Linked DNA regions of Homo sapiens: regions 1, 2, 3 and 5 are each linked to region 4. The links are chromatin contacts, found by Hi-C or POLR2A ChIA-PET in ENCODE. All regions are on one chromosome and are shown on one strand. The core of a region is the stretch at or near the end of the contact, and the rest is flanking DNA. Distances in the headings are between cores, read along the strand shown. Region 1 overlaps GCNT1 (glucosaminyl (N-acetyl) transferase 1). Region 2 holds the start of CARNMT1 (carnosine N-methyltransferase 1). Region 3 holds the start of RFK (riboflavin kinase). Region 4 holds the start of TLE4 (TLE family member 4, transcriptional corepressor). Region 5 holds the start of UBQLN1-AS1 (UBQLN1 antisense RNA 1).

What was found. Hi-C counts contacts between places; a loop is a spot of excess contacts on that map. ChIA-PET counts read pairs that join two places held with the same protein, here RNA polymerase II (POLR2A). Pooled maps may share reads with other maps.
Region 1: a loop to region 4 is called in a map of B cell, with 7 times the contacts of the local background. The contact joins the enhancer-like site here to the promoter of TLE4 in region 4. A Hi-C loop is called at or near these places in 1 of 168 maps with a recorded cell type or tissue (B cell), 2 of 37 single-sample maps with no recorded cell type and 4 of 50 pooled maps.
Region 2: a loop to region 4 is called in a map of OCI-LY7, with 13 times the contacts of the local background. The contact joins the promoter of CARNMT1 here to the promoter of TLE4 in region 4. A Hi-C loop is called at or near these places in 5 of 168 maps with a recorded cell type or tissue (CD4-positive, alpha-beta T cell, CD8-positive, alpha-beta T cell, OCI-LY7 and 1 more), 3 of 37 single-sample maps with no recorded cell type and 15 of 50 pooled maps. POLR2A ChIA-PET finds 5 or more read pairs at or near these places in 2 of 52 experiments (CD4-positive, alpha-beta T cell and naive thymus-derived CD4-positive, alpha-beta T cell).
Region 3: a map of B cell shows a loop between it and region 4 (19-fold over the local background). The contact joins the promoter of RFK here to the promoter of TLE4 in region 4. A Hi-C loop is called at or near these places in 4 of 168 maps with a recorded cell type or tissue (B cell, CD8-positive, alpha-beta T cell, endothelial cell of umbilical vein and 1 more), 2 of 37 single-sample maps with no recorded cell type and 15 of 50 pooled maps. POLR2A ChIA-PET finds 5 or more read pairs at or near these places in 5 of 52 experiments (CD4-positive, alpha-beta T cell, GM12878, T-cell and 2 more).
Region 5: a loop to region 4 is called in a map of B cell, with 23 times the contacts of the local background. The contact joins the promoter of UBQLN1-AS1 here to the promoter of TLE4 in region 4. A Hi-C loop is called at or near these places in 9 of 168 maps with a recorded cell type or tissue (B cell, CD4-positive, alpha-beta memory T cell, OCI-LY7 and 5 more), 7 of 37 single-sample maps with no recorded cell type and 29 of 50 pooled maps. POLR2A ChIA-PET finds 5 or more read pairs at or near these places in 6 of 52 experiments (CD4-positive, alpha-beta T cell, CD4-positive, alpha-beta memory T cell, OCI-LY7 and 3 more).

What each region holds. Positions count from the first base shown.
Region 1 is chr9:76,471,634-76,474,333 of GRCh38, forward strand. All of the region lies in intron 2 of GCNT1 (glucosaminyl (N-acetyl) transferase 1), which reads left to right. Among named protein-coding and RNA genes, the nearest start is that of GCNT1, 14 kb to the left of the region's middle. RefSeq lists enhancers at 331-600, 951-1,030. Within about 2 kb of position 1,443, at least 4 of the 41 ENCODE cell types and tissues checked have a DNase peak (open chromatin) inside an H3K27ac peak, as active enhancers do.
Region 2 is chr9:75,026,981-75,029,680 of GRCh38, forward strand. It overlaps CARNMT1 (carnosine N-methyltransferase 1), which reads right to left and starts at 1,313. Exons shown (of 8, transcript NM_152420.3): 1 at 1,032-1,313. The coding sequence starts at 1,261. RefSeq lists an enhancer at 145-194 and a silencer at 845-1,534.
Region 3 is chr9:76,392,998-76,395,697 of GRCh38, forward strand. RFK (riboflavin kinase) reads right to left here and starts at 1,429. Exons shown (of 4, transcript NM_018339.6): 1 at 1,093-1,429. The coding sequence starts at 1,174. It also overlaps a transcript of GCNT1 not described here. RefSeq lists enhancers at 700-1,513, 1,376-1,670, 1,848-2,087 and silencers at 878-1,367, 1,408-1,487, 1,508-1,567.
Region 4 is chr9:79,570,584-79,573,283 of GRCh38, forward strand. It overlaps TLE4 (TLE family member 4, transcriptional corepressor), which reads left to right and starts at 1,382. Exons shown (of 20, transcript NM_007005.6): 1 at 1,382-2,252. The coding sequence starts at 2,208. RefSeq lists enhancers at 1,264-1,393, 1,404-1,453, 1,494-1,583, 2,311-2,700 and silencers at 1,814-1,933, 1,994-2,153, 2,264-2,700.
Region 5 is chr9:83,706,520-83,709,219 of GRCh38, forward strand. UBQLN1-AS1 (UBQLN1 antisense RNA 1) reads left to right here and starts at 1,316. Exons shown (of 2, transcript NR_135839.1): 1 at 1,316-1,793. UBQLN1 (ubiquilin 1) reads right to left here and starts at 1,439. Exons shown (of 11, transcript NM_013438.5): 1 at 981-1,439. The coding sequence starts at 1,160. RefSeq lists enhancers at 462-1,352, 1,120-1,189, 1,353-2,241.

The sequences.
Region 1 (2,700 bases), core at 193-2,692, 3.1 Mb before region 4:
AACATGTATAAGTGGAAATTAGTACCTTTAACATAAGTGTTTTCCAAAGACATTTCTGACCATTTTGAGGCATGTCCTCTGTGCTGTATTCTCCTATTAGGAAAGACACCAGTTTTTGATGGTAGATGTGATTTTGCAGCATGTCAGAAGTTAGCATTATGAGGTAGATTGGTCATGCTCAGTAATATTATTTTGGGTCAAAATAAGATGTAAATTTTTTTTTCTTTTGAGACCAGTCTCGCTTTGTTGCCCAGGCTGGAGTGCAGTGGCATGATCACAGCTCACTGCTGCTTCTCCCCAGTCAGCTCAACTGGTTCTCCCACATCAGCCTCCCGTAAATATTTTTTAAAAATGGACTAGGGGCTGGGCATGGTGGCTCAGCCTGTAATGCCAGCACTTTGGCAGGCTAAGGCTGGCAGATCACTTGAGGTCAGGAGTTCGAGACCAGCCTGGCCAACATGATGAAACCTCGTCCCTGCTAAAAATTAAAAAAAATAGCCAGGTGTGGTGGCGTTCGCCTGTAATCCCAGCTACTCAGGAGGCTGAGGTGGGAGAATCACTTGAACCCGAACCCGGGAGGCGGAGGATGCAGTGAGTCAAGATCGCACCTCTGTACTTCAGCCTGGGCAACAGAGCGAGACTTTGTCTCAAAGAAAAAAAGGAAATGAGAAAAGAGAATGTGTGACTGACACCACAAAGAAATGTCAGATGTCTCTTTTGGGGTTCTGTGGGTGGCCCTCCCTCCCAAAAAAGTAGAATTGAGTGAAGGGAATGCAGTAGAGCGTGAAAGAACACATACCCACAAGGGTGAAGCTGCAGGCTCTGGTTAAAGGCAGCTTTCCACTAGATCTTGACCCTTATGCCCCAGGGCCTCAGCTTTTTCTTGAGTTACAGAGGAGGGTGCAACTTGGGGCTAGATGGACTTTTTTGTTATGGACTTGCCATATGCTCTTCTTGTAAGTTTTCTTTGTCATGTAAGTTTGAGAAATGCTGAATACCATGTCTCTGTCTTTAAATATTTACAGTAGACCTGACTGTCTTAAGGGCTAAGAAATAAGGAGCCAAACCAGCAACAGAGAATCTTGTCTTTCTTTTCTTTTCTTTTCTTTTCTTTTCTTTTTTTTTTTTTTTTTGAGATGGAGTCTCGCTCTGTCACCCAGGCTGGAGTGCAATGGCGTGATCTCAGCTCACTGCAACTTCTGCCTCCCAGATTCAAGTAATTCCCCTGCCTCATATTCCGGAGTAGCTGGGATTACAGGCGCCTGCCACCATGGCTGGCTAATTTTTGTATTTTTAGAAGAGACGGGGTTTCACCACGTTGGCCGGGGTGGTCTAGAATTCCTGACCTCAGATGATTTGCCCACCTCGGCCTCCTAAAGTGCTGGGATTACAGGTGTGAGCCACTGTGCCCTGCGACACTTGTCTGTCTTTACGTCTTTGTTTCTTGTAATTTATGGGACCACAGACTCCACCCCTAGCCTGAAGACCTAGTAATTGCTCCCAGAGCTGCTGTTTCCAGCAACACTAGATGCTTCCTGAAGTTTCTTTCAGCTCTACAATGGATGCATTGTTCTAAAAATAGTTTCTAACTATATTGACCAAGCCTATAATTTCCTCCAGAAACCTCAGCATATAACCTCTGAGTGAATTCCTGGAGAGCAGGGAGCATGTATTATTTATGTTTGTATTTTTCTCCCCAGAGCCTAGGAATCTATTTTGTATAATAGATTCTCAGTATAGAATTGAGTATATTGAAGTATTTGTTAGTAAACTGGAAATATGGATTTTCATTTTTGAAGTCTGAAAAAGTTACCCTTAGACATGAGCTCAGATTTGAACAAAAGTCAAAAAAGGGAAAATAATGAATAATAATACATTGCCAATATTAAGGGCTCATTATTTGTCAAATACAGTATAAACATGTTACAAGTTAGCTCACTTACTCTTTATAAAAACTCTAAGGTATATATGATAATTTCCCCAATGAAATTGTTTAAAGTTAATTAGTTTTTTAAAAAAACAACAAAAACGCTGAAGCTAGGAGAGGCTAAGAATTTGCTGAAGTTTGGGTTGGGGAATGATGACTCCCAGGTCTCCTGCTGGGGCAGTCCGGTTGGAGAGCTGAAATCATTGCCACTGTACTCTTCTGTGTCTCAGATGTAAACAAACCCAAGAGAAAATATTCAGGACTGGGCACAGTGGCTCACACCTATCATCCCAGCACTTTAGGAGGCCTAGGTGGATCACTTGAGCCCAGGAGTTCAAGACCAGCCTGGGCAACAGTGCAAGACCTTGCCTCTACAAAAAATATAAAAATTAGCCAGGCATGGTGGCATGTGCCTGTACTCCCAGCTACCCAGGAGGCTGAGGTAGAAGGATCGCTTTGAACCTGGGAAGTCGAGGCTGTAGTAAGCTTTGGTTACGCCACTGCACTCTAGCTTGGGTAACAGAGCGATACCCTGTCTCAGAAAAAGAAAGAAAAGAAAAGATTCAGCCACTAGTAATCAAAGAAATCACAAAGTGAAACCTTGATGATGTACCATTTTACAGTTGCAATATCGGCAAAAATAATTATACAGTATATTCATATACAGTCATTTAACATTATATATAATTAAAATGTATAGTAAATGTAGAGAAAATGGTATCCAGATGTTACTGGGGACAGTATAAGTATCGTTTATTTGGAAGGCAGACAAG
Region 2 (2,700 bases), core at 63-2,562, 4.5 Mb before region 4:
TACATAAGATGAACAATATAAAAAAACTTTGCATAAAGCACAGCAGGAACCCACCTATGGGAACAGGTTTACCTGCGTAGGAGGTCATGTCTGTCTGATTCCAACTGCAGCCTCAGAACATAGTCACCGGTGGACTCATATCTCTTACGTGAATAAAAGTGTTATCTTCACCTGAAAATCCAGTTGATTTAAGTCCCTTTCAGCTCTTGGAATTATAATTTTGTGATTAAGCTACTTTAACATCTATCTAGAAGAAACGTGGAAGTTAGGGAGCTGTTTTTATGAATGAGGAGCATAAAGGTCCTACCACAGTGCCTAGCACACCAGGGAGAATTAGATACAGATTTGCAGAAAAAAAGAACGTAAAGGCAGCTCTTATTGTGACTTCTCTCATCTCTCCTAATAATTAGCAAATTTTAGAATATCCGGACCACTTCCGCCCTTAATCACCCACCAGTTAAAGACACTGAGCAGCATCATTCAATCGCTCACACAAAAGTGCAAGTGCGTTCACAGCGCCAAAGAGGGGTGGGTGGAAATCTTAAACTGCTCTTACAAGCACTGGTAACAGTTTGGGAAAATACGTCCTACAGCATCCCACGCGTAGGTGAACTTGGGCTCTCCGTGTGTTCAGTTTGGAGGACATCGACCACACACACCAATCAGCCCAGCAGTGGACGATTGTACCACCATCGTCTTCTATCTGAAATTGTTACAGCGCTTCTCTGGTCACCCCCATCGGCCTCAAAGCCAAACCTTTACGAGGACGGAGGCAGGAGAGCTAATCTGATCCTGAGGTCAGAAGACACGAGGCTGTGCAGCAGACGGCGCGGCGGACACGCGGGTGTGCAGGGCCGGGAGGGGCTGGGGTGGTGCGAGGTGACTCGGGGCCCGGAGGTCAGCTGCAGCAGCCGGGTCCCGACGCCTCGGAGGCGTGGCGGCGGGACGGCGAGCGCCCCCGTTCCGGCGGGTCCGCCGCCACCAGTGGGCGCCCCGACGGTCTGGGCCGGGGTCCGCCACGGGCTCCTTACCCGTAGTAGCGGAAGGCATTAATGATCTTCCAGAAGTGCTCACGCTCAAGCCTCTCCTCCTCCTCCTCGGTGCTGCGCGTGGCCGCCGCCGCTGCCGCCGAAACCGCCGCGGCCGAGCCCCAACGCCCGGCGGAAAACTGCACTTCCACCTCCTCGCTGCCACCGCCTCCTCCCCCGCAGCCCTCGGGCAGCCGGGAGGTGGGCGGCGGAGGGCGACGCCGTCGCTGCATCGCCGCCGCGGCCCTCGGCCTGGCTCGCTTGCGTCTCTCCGCGACCGACAGCGTGGTGGCGGCTGCTTGGCCTTCCTCTAGACGGCGCCCGCCGCGGACATGCCCCCAGCTCGCGGCGCGCTCCGCCCCCGCCACCCTCAGGCCTCCATCCGCGCTGGGCTCCGCCAGGTCTTCAGGGCTCCCAGAACCAATGCGCATGCGTGTGCCTTGGTACGCGGAGGGCCCGTGCGGTCTGCGCTCATTTGCTGCCGGGCTTCGGAGACAGCGCGCTGACGTCACAACCACGCTTCCAAGGGCGGGGCCAAGGCCCCTTGGTGGGAGGCGGAGGAGGAGCTCGTAGGTGGGGTGGGACTGGCACTGCCGTTACCTGTGCGCGGCCGCGTGGGTGGGACTTAAAAGCCGGCGAGTGCCGGATTGTTGAGCTGGAGGCTGAACGCGGTCCCAGGCACTAGCAAAGAAGGGAAAGGCAAAAAGGAAAAGTTCGGCTTTGATGATTTTATTCGGAATTTTTATTTCAGAAAGTCTAGAAGGAACGTCTTGTATCCACCCTAATTTAAGTTTTAATTCACTTCCTAAATGAATTCCTATTTTTAATTACTTAAGGGGGTCGGAAGTGGGCGCCATCATCTTTTCACTTTTTTTTTTTTCCCCACTCTGTCGCCCAGGCTGGAGTGCAGTGGTGCGATCTCGGCTCATTGCAACCTCTGCTTCCTGGGTTCAAGCGATTCTCCTGCTTCTGCCTCCCGAGTGGCTGGGATTACAGGCGCGCGCCACCACGCCCGGCTAATTTTAGTATTTTTAGTAGAGATGGGGTTTCACCATGTTGGCCAGGCTGGTCTGGAATTCCTGGCCTCAGGCGATCCACCCTCCTCGGCCTCCCAAATTGCTGGGATTACAGGCGTGAGCCATCGCGCCCGTCCCATCTTTCCAGTCTTTAGGGGCTTGCGGCAGTCCTAATTCCTCCTTTACTGAGGATGGCAACAGATGAGGAAAATGCAAGGACCTTCTATCCAGCACCTGGTCTTGGGAAGACCATTACACCTACCAGCATCTAAGGGTGGCTCTTGGGAAATAACTTATTCTGGGGCCGGGCGCGGTGAATCACGCTTGTAATCCCAGCACTTTGGAAGGCCTAGGTGGGCGGATGACGAGGTCAGGAGATCAAGACCATCCTGGCTTACATGGTGAAACCCCGTCTCTACTAAAAACACAAAAAATTAGCCGGGCTTGGTGGCTGGCGCCTGTAGTCGCAGCTGCTCTGGAGACTGAGGCAGGAGAATGGCGTGAACCCGGGAGGCGGAGCTTGCAGTGAGCCGAGATCGTGCCATCCAGCCTGGGCGACAGAGCGAGACAGCGTCTCAAAAAAAAAAAAAAAAGAAAAGAAAAAGAAATAACTTATTCTGTTCAATTTAATCCACCACCCAGCAAATGAGTCTTAC
Region 3 (2,700 bases), core at 179-2,678, 3.2 Mb before region 4:
TATCAATCCCATCCTTCCATTTTCCGGCTCAGATTTCCCTCTCCTATTCATGTGAATAGGTTATGAATAAAGTACCAGGTAAGTATATAAAGCTCTCCAAAAAAATCCATACTCTTTGAGTAGGATGCAAAAAACAAGTACCAGAGTAGATGGATTTTTTCAGATCTGTTCTTTCCTAACCAGGTACTGAATCACCTGAAAAGTTTCTTTCTTTTTTTTTTTTTTTTGAGACGGTGTCTCACTCTGTCGCCCAGGCTGGAGGGCAGTGGCACGATCTCGCCTCACTGCAGCCTCCGTCTCCTGGGTTCAAGCGATTCTCCTGCCTCAGGTTCCCGAGTAGCTGGGATGACAGGCACGCGCCACCATGCCCAGCTAATTTTTGTATTTTTAGCAGAGACGGGGTTTTACCATGTTGGCCAGGCTGATCTCGAACTCCTGAGCTCAGATGATCCGCCCGCCTCGGCCTCCCAAAGTGCTGGGATTACAGGCGTGAGCCACCACGCCCGGCCAAAGCTTCTTATTTTTCAAATACACAAGCTCAAGGCTGACTTAACAAGTCAAGACGCAGCTCTGGCATGTATTTCTAAGGATGAATTACAGTCAGGTCTCGATTATTGAAATTAATGTAGACAGACCAAGAAGGTTAGCTGACTCTCATTCAACTACCTATGTTATCATTTGGACATTACATAATTACAAATTAAAAACAAAACCACCTTAGACCCGGCTTGCGAGTTCAGCCGTTCTGGCCCACGTTACGTCTCTAATGGGCAAGACAAGCGCAATGCTTGACCAACTGTACCTTGGCTGGCCAAGGAGGCGTGAACGGGGAATCCTGCGATTCATCTCGGGCTTCCGGCCCTCACCACCCCTCAACCCCGTCCCCGCGGAGCTCGGAGCCAGAAGCAGGGACAAGCTCCCTCAACCGAGCCAACGGTCCTCCGCCACAGACAAGGGGATGCGGGAGGAGGAAGGGTGTGCTCTCTGCCCGCGGTCCGGAGGCCCCACGCCCCGGTCCCAAGTCCCCGGCTGCCGTCTCTCCCCGCTCCCCACGTGACCCGGCCCGGGGGACTCTGGCCGCCCTGCTCTCACCTGTGGGGATGCCCAGCTGCTTGGAGCCGCGGCCGAAGCCCCGCACCACTTGACCCCGGCAGAAGTAAGGCAGGTGCCTCATAATGCAGTCCGCTCGGGGAATGGGCTGCGGCCCGGTCTGCGCGTCCTGCGGAGCCGCCGTCGACGCGGCGCCCAGACCCCGGACCAGCCGGGGGACAGGAGCGTGAGCTCTGCCTGCCGCGGGGGCGCACCAGTGGCCGGACGACGCCGACCACAGGCCACTGCGAATCCCTGACGCCGCCGACCCAACAAATACCGCCGGGCGCCTGAGGAGCTGCGTCTCCGCTGGAGGGCAGCGGAGACAGCCGAAGTAAGTGCCGGGTGTGAGCGGGGTGGGGGGAGGGGGCGGCCCGAAGCGCAGAGCCGGCCTCCGCGCCGCCGGCGTGCGCTCCCTTCCTCAGCCGAACGCCTCGAGCCCGCTCGGCTTCCGTAGCCCCGCCCCATCATGGCCCCGCCCCGCCGCTGCCTCGCCCGGCTCCCGCCGCAAGCTCCCGCTGCAGGCTCCCGCCCCAGGCGCCTAATGTCTGGATCCCGGGCTTCGTTTCAGCCCCTGGCGATGGGAACTAATGTGGAAACCCCGTTTTCAGCCTGAGAGCCGCGAAAGCACAATTCTCGAACAATTCTGGTTTTTTTTTCTCCTTCCTCCTGTTCATAACAATCCGGAAGCCAAAGTGAGACGCTCTTTAGCTCCTTGGCAACCGCTGGGTTGAACGTCAGGCATCGCTCGTTCCGTTCGCTCTTTAAGTATTTATTAAAGCTCCAAAATTCAGCTCAAAGATCGCCTCTTCACAGAGGCTTTTCCTGGCCGCCCTACCAGAAGCGGTCGTCCTCCAGGACCACTGACCACGTTCTGGAGTTATTAATATATTCGAATGTAAGCTCCAAGGGAGAAGTCCCTGTCTGTGACGCTGTTAACCCCAGAGACTAGTGGAAGGTTACCGACATGGGCGGTGACTGTCCCCTCCAGGCTGTCTTCTTGACAATTTCACAAGCCCGATAACAGGCCGTCCCTCTACTGCAATGCAGATAGAGGCCTTCGTACCCTCGGAACTGTAAATACGCACGCTCCTAGGGAAGTAGCTCTGGGCTCACTCACAGGATATGCAGGGTGCAAGGTTATAAGAAGGTGCATCCTCTTAACGTCTCGAAGACAAAGAAGTTTTTTATTTATTTTTTTAAATTTTTAATCAATGGAATCCAGAGAAGTTTAATTTTTTTCTTTTTTGCTCTATACATTTGTATAAAATTCTGTGCAGACCGTGTAGTCTCTTTCTACCTTACATGTATGCATCTCTGATAAGATTTACCTGATATTAAATTTATGTTCTAGGCCAGGCTTGGTGGCTCACGCCTGTATTCCCAGTAGTTTGAGAGGCCGACGCGGGAGGATTGATTGAGCCCAGGAGGTCGAGGCTGCACTGAGCTATGATAACGCCACTGCACTCCAGACTGGGCGACACAGTGAGACACCCTCACCCCTTAAAAGAACTAGAGAAGAAGAAGGAAGGGAGGGAAGGGAAAGGAAAGGGGAAGGGAAAGTGAAAGGGAAGAAAAGGGAAGGGAAGGGAGAGAAGGACCCAAAGAAGC
Region 4 (2,700 bases), core at 132-2,631:
GTGGCACCCTGCTCTGTTTTTAACGGGGATAAACTTGACTTGCTTCTCCAAAGAGCGGGAAAAAGAGGCGCAGTCTTGGTACTGATCTGGGGGAGGGAACGTCCCAGGGCGCGCAGGGGCGTTTTCTACCCGTGCCCCGTCGGCCTGCTCTGTTCAGTACCGACCGTGTTCGGGGTTCACGTGGCCCAGTCGGCAAAGTTTCTTTGGAGGTCCAGCGTCTCTGATTCCCGGATCTTCAGCCCCACCCGGAGCCCCCACGGTTACTGCCCCCCGCGACCCCCGATGGAGCGTCGGGATGCGCTTTCTCTCCGAGTGCCTCCGGGGGTGGAGGGAGGGAGGCCTGTTTCGGAACTAAATGGCAATCACAGCCCCCGCGGGGCTTGGAGGGACGAGCTCCCCGCCCACCCCGCGGCCCCGGCCCCAGCCAGCATCTCGCGACTCCATTTCTGGCTCTAAACAAGAACGGGGACCGAGTCGCGTTCACACGGAAAATTATGCCGGCTCCAGCGGCGCGTAAAATTGATGTGAACCGAACGAAGTAAGATCAGCGTGATCCTCCCCCTCTTGTCTCAACAGGGGTTTCGGCGCGTTACACAAGGCCGAGCTTGTCTCTTTAAGGAGACATTGGACCCTAATTAGTCCGCATTCCTGGCGCGGCTGCGGAGCGAGGGGCCGAAGGTGTCTGGGTTGGGAGACGGGTGGGCGGGAGGACGAGACTCGGAAGAAGATCTTTTGACCAGCCCCCAGGCTCACCGCTCCCTCCACCCTCTTTATTTTGCCGCCACCACCACCACCACCACCAACACCTAATTCTGAAGATGCAGCCAGGGCAGCAGCAACAGCAGCAGCCGCCGATTCTCCCAGCCCCACGTTACTTTGATTGACAGCTGAACAAATGTTTTCCCGGTTCGAACGCTCGCGCTAAGGAACGTCAGCCAAGGCGAAGCTCCGCCTTGGGCGGGCCATCTCCGCCCCGCCTCCGCCAACCTCATTCCTCTTCGTTAATTGGTCGGAGCTACAGGCGACGCCCGGCCCCCACGTGGGTTTCAGCTGGGTTGGCTCCTCCCCGCTGGCTTGCCATTTGTCAGCAGTGAAATGATGGGCACTAACACAGAACGGCGATTAATGTTCAGCCACCTCTGATTGGTTGGTGGAGACGCCTACCGCAACGGGGGTGGGCGGGGCGCTTGGAGAGCTCGCCAGAGCGCTCGCATGGCGGGCCGGTGATTGTAGTCAATCTGGCCGTATTCTCAGGCAGGGTCGCCCGGGGCGGACTACATCTCCCGGGATGCTGCGCGGCCGCCCCGCGGAAGATTGTGAATATGTATCAGAATGTTAATGATTAGCTGCTGCTAAATTTGGTCAAAGAAGTCACCTACACAGAGCGTGTTGTTAGAGCTGTGCTGAGCGGGTGTTTGGGTTGTTGGCTGCTTTCTTCCCCCTTTCTCACACACTTGTATATTATTTTGAGGTGGTGTTCGCAGAGTTTGAAAGGAGAGAGAATTAAAAAAAAAAGCCGCAAGCGTTTCACTCTTTTATTTTTATAATCCCCTTCAATTTGGGGTTAAAAAAAAGACAAGAAAACAGGAAGGAAGAGAAATAAGGAAATGAGATGTGGTAAAAGAAGCTAAAAGGTGCCTTTTAAAAGATCGTTGCTGTGAAGTGAAAAAAATCTCCAGAGAAACCAAAAAGCACCGCCGAGACCTCTTCCGAACCAAAGGAGTTTGTGTTTGCTTTTAGGGAAGAAGAAAGATCATTCATTCGGAGGAATAACAACCAATTAAAAGACAAATAAAAAAAGTTTGGAGTGGGACGCAGAGCGAGCGAGAGGAGCTGCCGGCGGGCGGTGGGGCGCGGAGCCCGCACTTTCCCGGCCGGGTGAGCGGCGGCCGCGGCGCCGGGCTCGGCGGGTGCGCCTCGGCGGAGCGAACGTCGGAGCGTTGCCTTGGGAGACGCGCGCCGGACAATGCCCGCGGCGGGCCAGTGACGCCCGCGGGGAATGCGGAGCGGCCCGGCAGCCGGCACCCAGCCGCCGCCGCGCGTTCCTGCCGCCCGTGTCACGCGAGACCCGGCGGGGGCCGGGACCGCCCGAGCCGCCCCTCAGACCGAGCCGGCCGCCTCCGCTGCCGCGGCCGCCTCCTCTTCGGGGTCATTAAAGCCAATGAGCCGCGCGCCTCTGCCGAGCGCAGCCAACTAAATCGGCTTGGATGATTCGCGACCTGAGCAAGATGTACCCGCAGACCAGACACCCAGTGAGTGCGGGCGGCGGGGCGCGGGCTCGCCGGGTGCTGGGGGATTCCCCGCGTCGCCCCCTGCGCACCGAGTTGTGTCTTTTGGCCGGAGGGGCGTGGAGAGCCGCCCGAAATCGGCGCCCCGCGCCGGGAGCAGCCCGCCCGCCATCACCCCCACCCCCCGGCGCGGTGGCCCTCGGAGGGGGTGCGGAGAGGCAATTGAGTTGTAGCCATTTTCTTATTGTTGTCTTTGAAGCCCCTGGAAGCCGCGCCGAGCCGTTTGCGGTCCCCGCGCCGCGACTCCTCGAGGGGGGGTGGCGAGCGATGAAGGAGGCGCGACTCCGCGCCCGGGCGGGGAGGGCGCCCTCGGCAGCGGCGCTGCTGGGCTGGCTGCGGTTTGGAAGTGCGGGGCGCCGGCCCCTCGCGCCGCGGGCCGCCGGGGCGAGCGGGCGAACGAACGAGCCGAGAG
Region 5 (2,700 bases), core at 66-2,565, 4.1 Mb after region 4:
GAAACTGATAGGTACATTTCAGGAATTGTTGTTTCCTGTCACCAACTGTTCACGTTGTTTGCGATCTTCAGAGATTAAGTCAGTAATTATGGAAAACACGACGTATTCAACAATACACTAAAATTATTTGTTAAATTCCACCAAGAATCTTAATTAACTGCAAGATTTGTATTCCTGAACCAAGTTTAAGTAATATTCTGCATTCACTCCGATTTTCTTTTATTTGATTGCAACCGCTAATATCAACATCGCTATCGCCCCTCTAAAATCAAACAAAAACCTACCCAATGATTGGCATCTAAGAGATGATAAACATACTAAAAGGGAAAGAGCAAGTCATCAGTGAAAGAAAGTCATTCACTTTTCTCCTTAAACCTAGTACTATCACTATTACTTAAGATGGAGCTAAAAACAGTTTCTACGTCATAATTTTTTTTTAAAGGTTGCAAGGTGGGAAAGATTTCAGGAGTTAAAATGCAGAACTAAATATACACATGCACCTCACCCCAAAACCCACCTTAACAAGCAGGCACGTAAAACAACGAGGATCCCACCCACCCCTTTTTAATTCATGAAACAAAACCGCAGCCTGAGCTAAAGCGAACCCTCGCCCCCGCCCAGCCTCCACCCCGCCCGGAGGCTGGCGGTGGGTCCCTTTCCTTTGTGAGGAGTTGGAGGGGAGGCGACGGAGGGCGGGGAACTGGGGGAGGAGGCTGAGGGTCGGCGGATACCAGAGAAGGAAGGCTCCGAGAAAAGCGGCATCAGCCCGTCCCACAAACAGGCCGCGCCGCCACGCCACAAACCATTGCGGTGTCCCAAGGCGCAAACCCACGAACTTGGGTGTGATCTAATTTGGGACGACGCCCGGGAGAATGGCCGAGGACGACCCCTCTCCCAGGCCCTTCCAAAAGGTCTCCTGGGGCGGCGGGCGGAGGTCCTGCCGCCACCCCCATCCCGGCCCGAGCCCCAGGCGGCCTCACCTGCTGGACGGAGCTATTCTCGGGCACGGCGAATTCCTCCTTTTCCTTCGGGGTCTTCACGGTGACTTTCATGATTTTGGGCTCCGCGGAGGCAGCGGCCGCGGGGGCGCCAGCACCTTCGGCTCCGGCGGCGCTATCCTGGGAGCCCGGAGGACCGCCGCTTTCACCACTCTCGGCCATGGCTGTGGCGGCGGCGGCGGCGGTGACTCAGGCAAGCAGGAGGGAGCAGGCGAGCAAGGAGGAGCCAGCAGACACCAGAGCCGGCAGGCCTGGACAGCGAAGAATGCAGAGCACGCCGCCTCAGTAGCAACGGGCGCAGGGCCACCGTAGCGGGTGTGGGGCCCCGGAGCTCGGTGCAGGCTCTGGCGCAGGCCCGGGTCAGGCGCTCGGCAGCCGCCGTGTGTTCAGGCGCCGCTCGCTCACACCGACATCCGCAGCAGCCACCGCTTCCTCCTCCCTGCCCCTTCCCCCACGTCCCTTCGCCGGCGCCGCGCGGAGCACGCCGGGTAACGCGCCTGGCGGCGTCGCCGAGTCATCCCCGGCTGGCGCGACTTTGAGCTCAGCCTGCGTGCCTTTTCCTTTCCCGCTCCATTGCCCAAAGTGCAGGCGAAGCCAGTGTGAAGGACTAAAAGCAAAATGGGGCGGGGTAGGTCAGTTCATGGTTTTTTTCCACTCCTTTCACCAAAAACTAAATCGCAGTTTCCAGTTAAGCGCTGTAACGGCGCACCGAGATGACGTCACGGTTAGCGAAATTACTAGAAAGGGACCAGTGGGCCCTGCGGCCGCGGCTGCGCCTGCGCGCTTGCTGTCCAGGTAGTCTCCCCACCTTACCTCATGCCCAGCTGGGCCGTGTTCACCCCTCCGCGCTGTCACAATCGCCTTGCCCTCCCTTGCCTCTCTGTCTACTCTGCGTTCCCCGCTGGGAGGAGGGTCTGGTGATAAAATAGCGGCGAGGTATTTTGTTATTTTAATATGCTTAGCGTTTGATATTTGGAGGGGTCGTATTGCCCTATGCGGGGGAGTTGGGGTAAGTTAATGGTGGAAAGGCCTCAGCACAACGAACAGAAAATGGAGTGAACGCCCGTGACTGCCCTGCGCAATCCTGCGGAGTCATTGCTTCATGGCCAGAGCTTATTTACCGCCCTCGGGTTAGCCCGGTTTGGTCAGACGATCAGTCAGGCAACCTGTATTGACAGTGGCCTCTGCTGCTACGATGACAGCTGTGCGCGAGCGCCCCCAGATTATCTGTGTGTAGGGCGGAACAGGGTGCCCGAGGAGTGTCCACCCAAATGGGACAATTTAATATAGTTGAGGTGTTCGCCTTATATTCTATCAAATTAAGTTACTGGTCAATTTCAGGCTTTAAGTGGCATTAAGGATAGTTCCAAAATTATTTTCAGTGTAATACAGAGAGAAATTATCTCTGAGAATCCTAATTTGAAATGACGTCATTGGCTTTTAAAGATGACTTGCAAGGAATGTACAAACCAGCCCATTATTAATCAATGTTGCACAATTTAAATCCTGACAGCCCACTATGACCCAAATCCGCAAAGATACATTCTGCCTTTCTGCTCCTAAGCCGTCCAACCCTGTTCTGAGAATAAATACTGTTACATAAACACGACTTTTTAGCAGAGCTCTATGGAATCTGGGTCTAAGAGAATCCTGAGGGTATCGATTTCAGTATAGACATCATTTGATATCACCTAAATTTCTG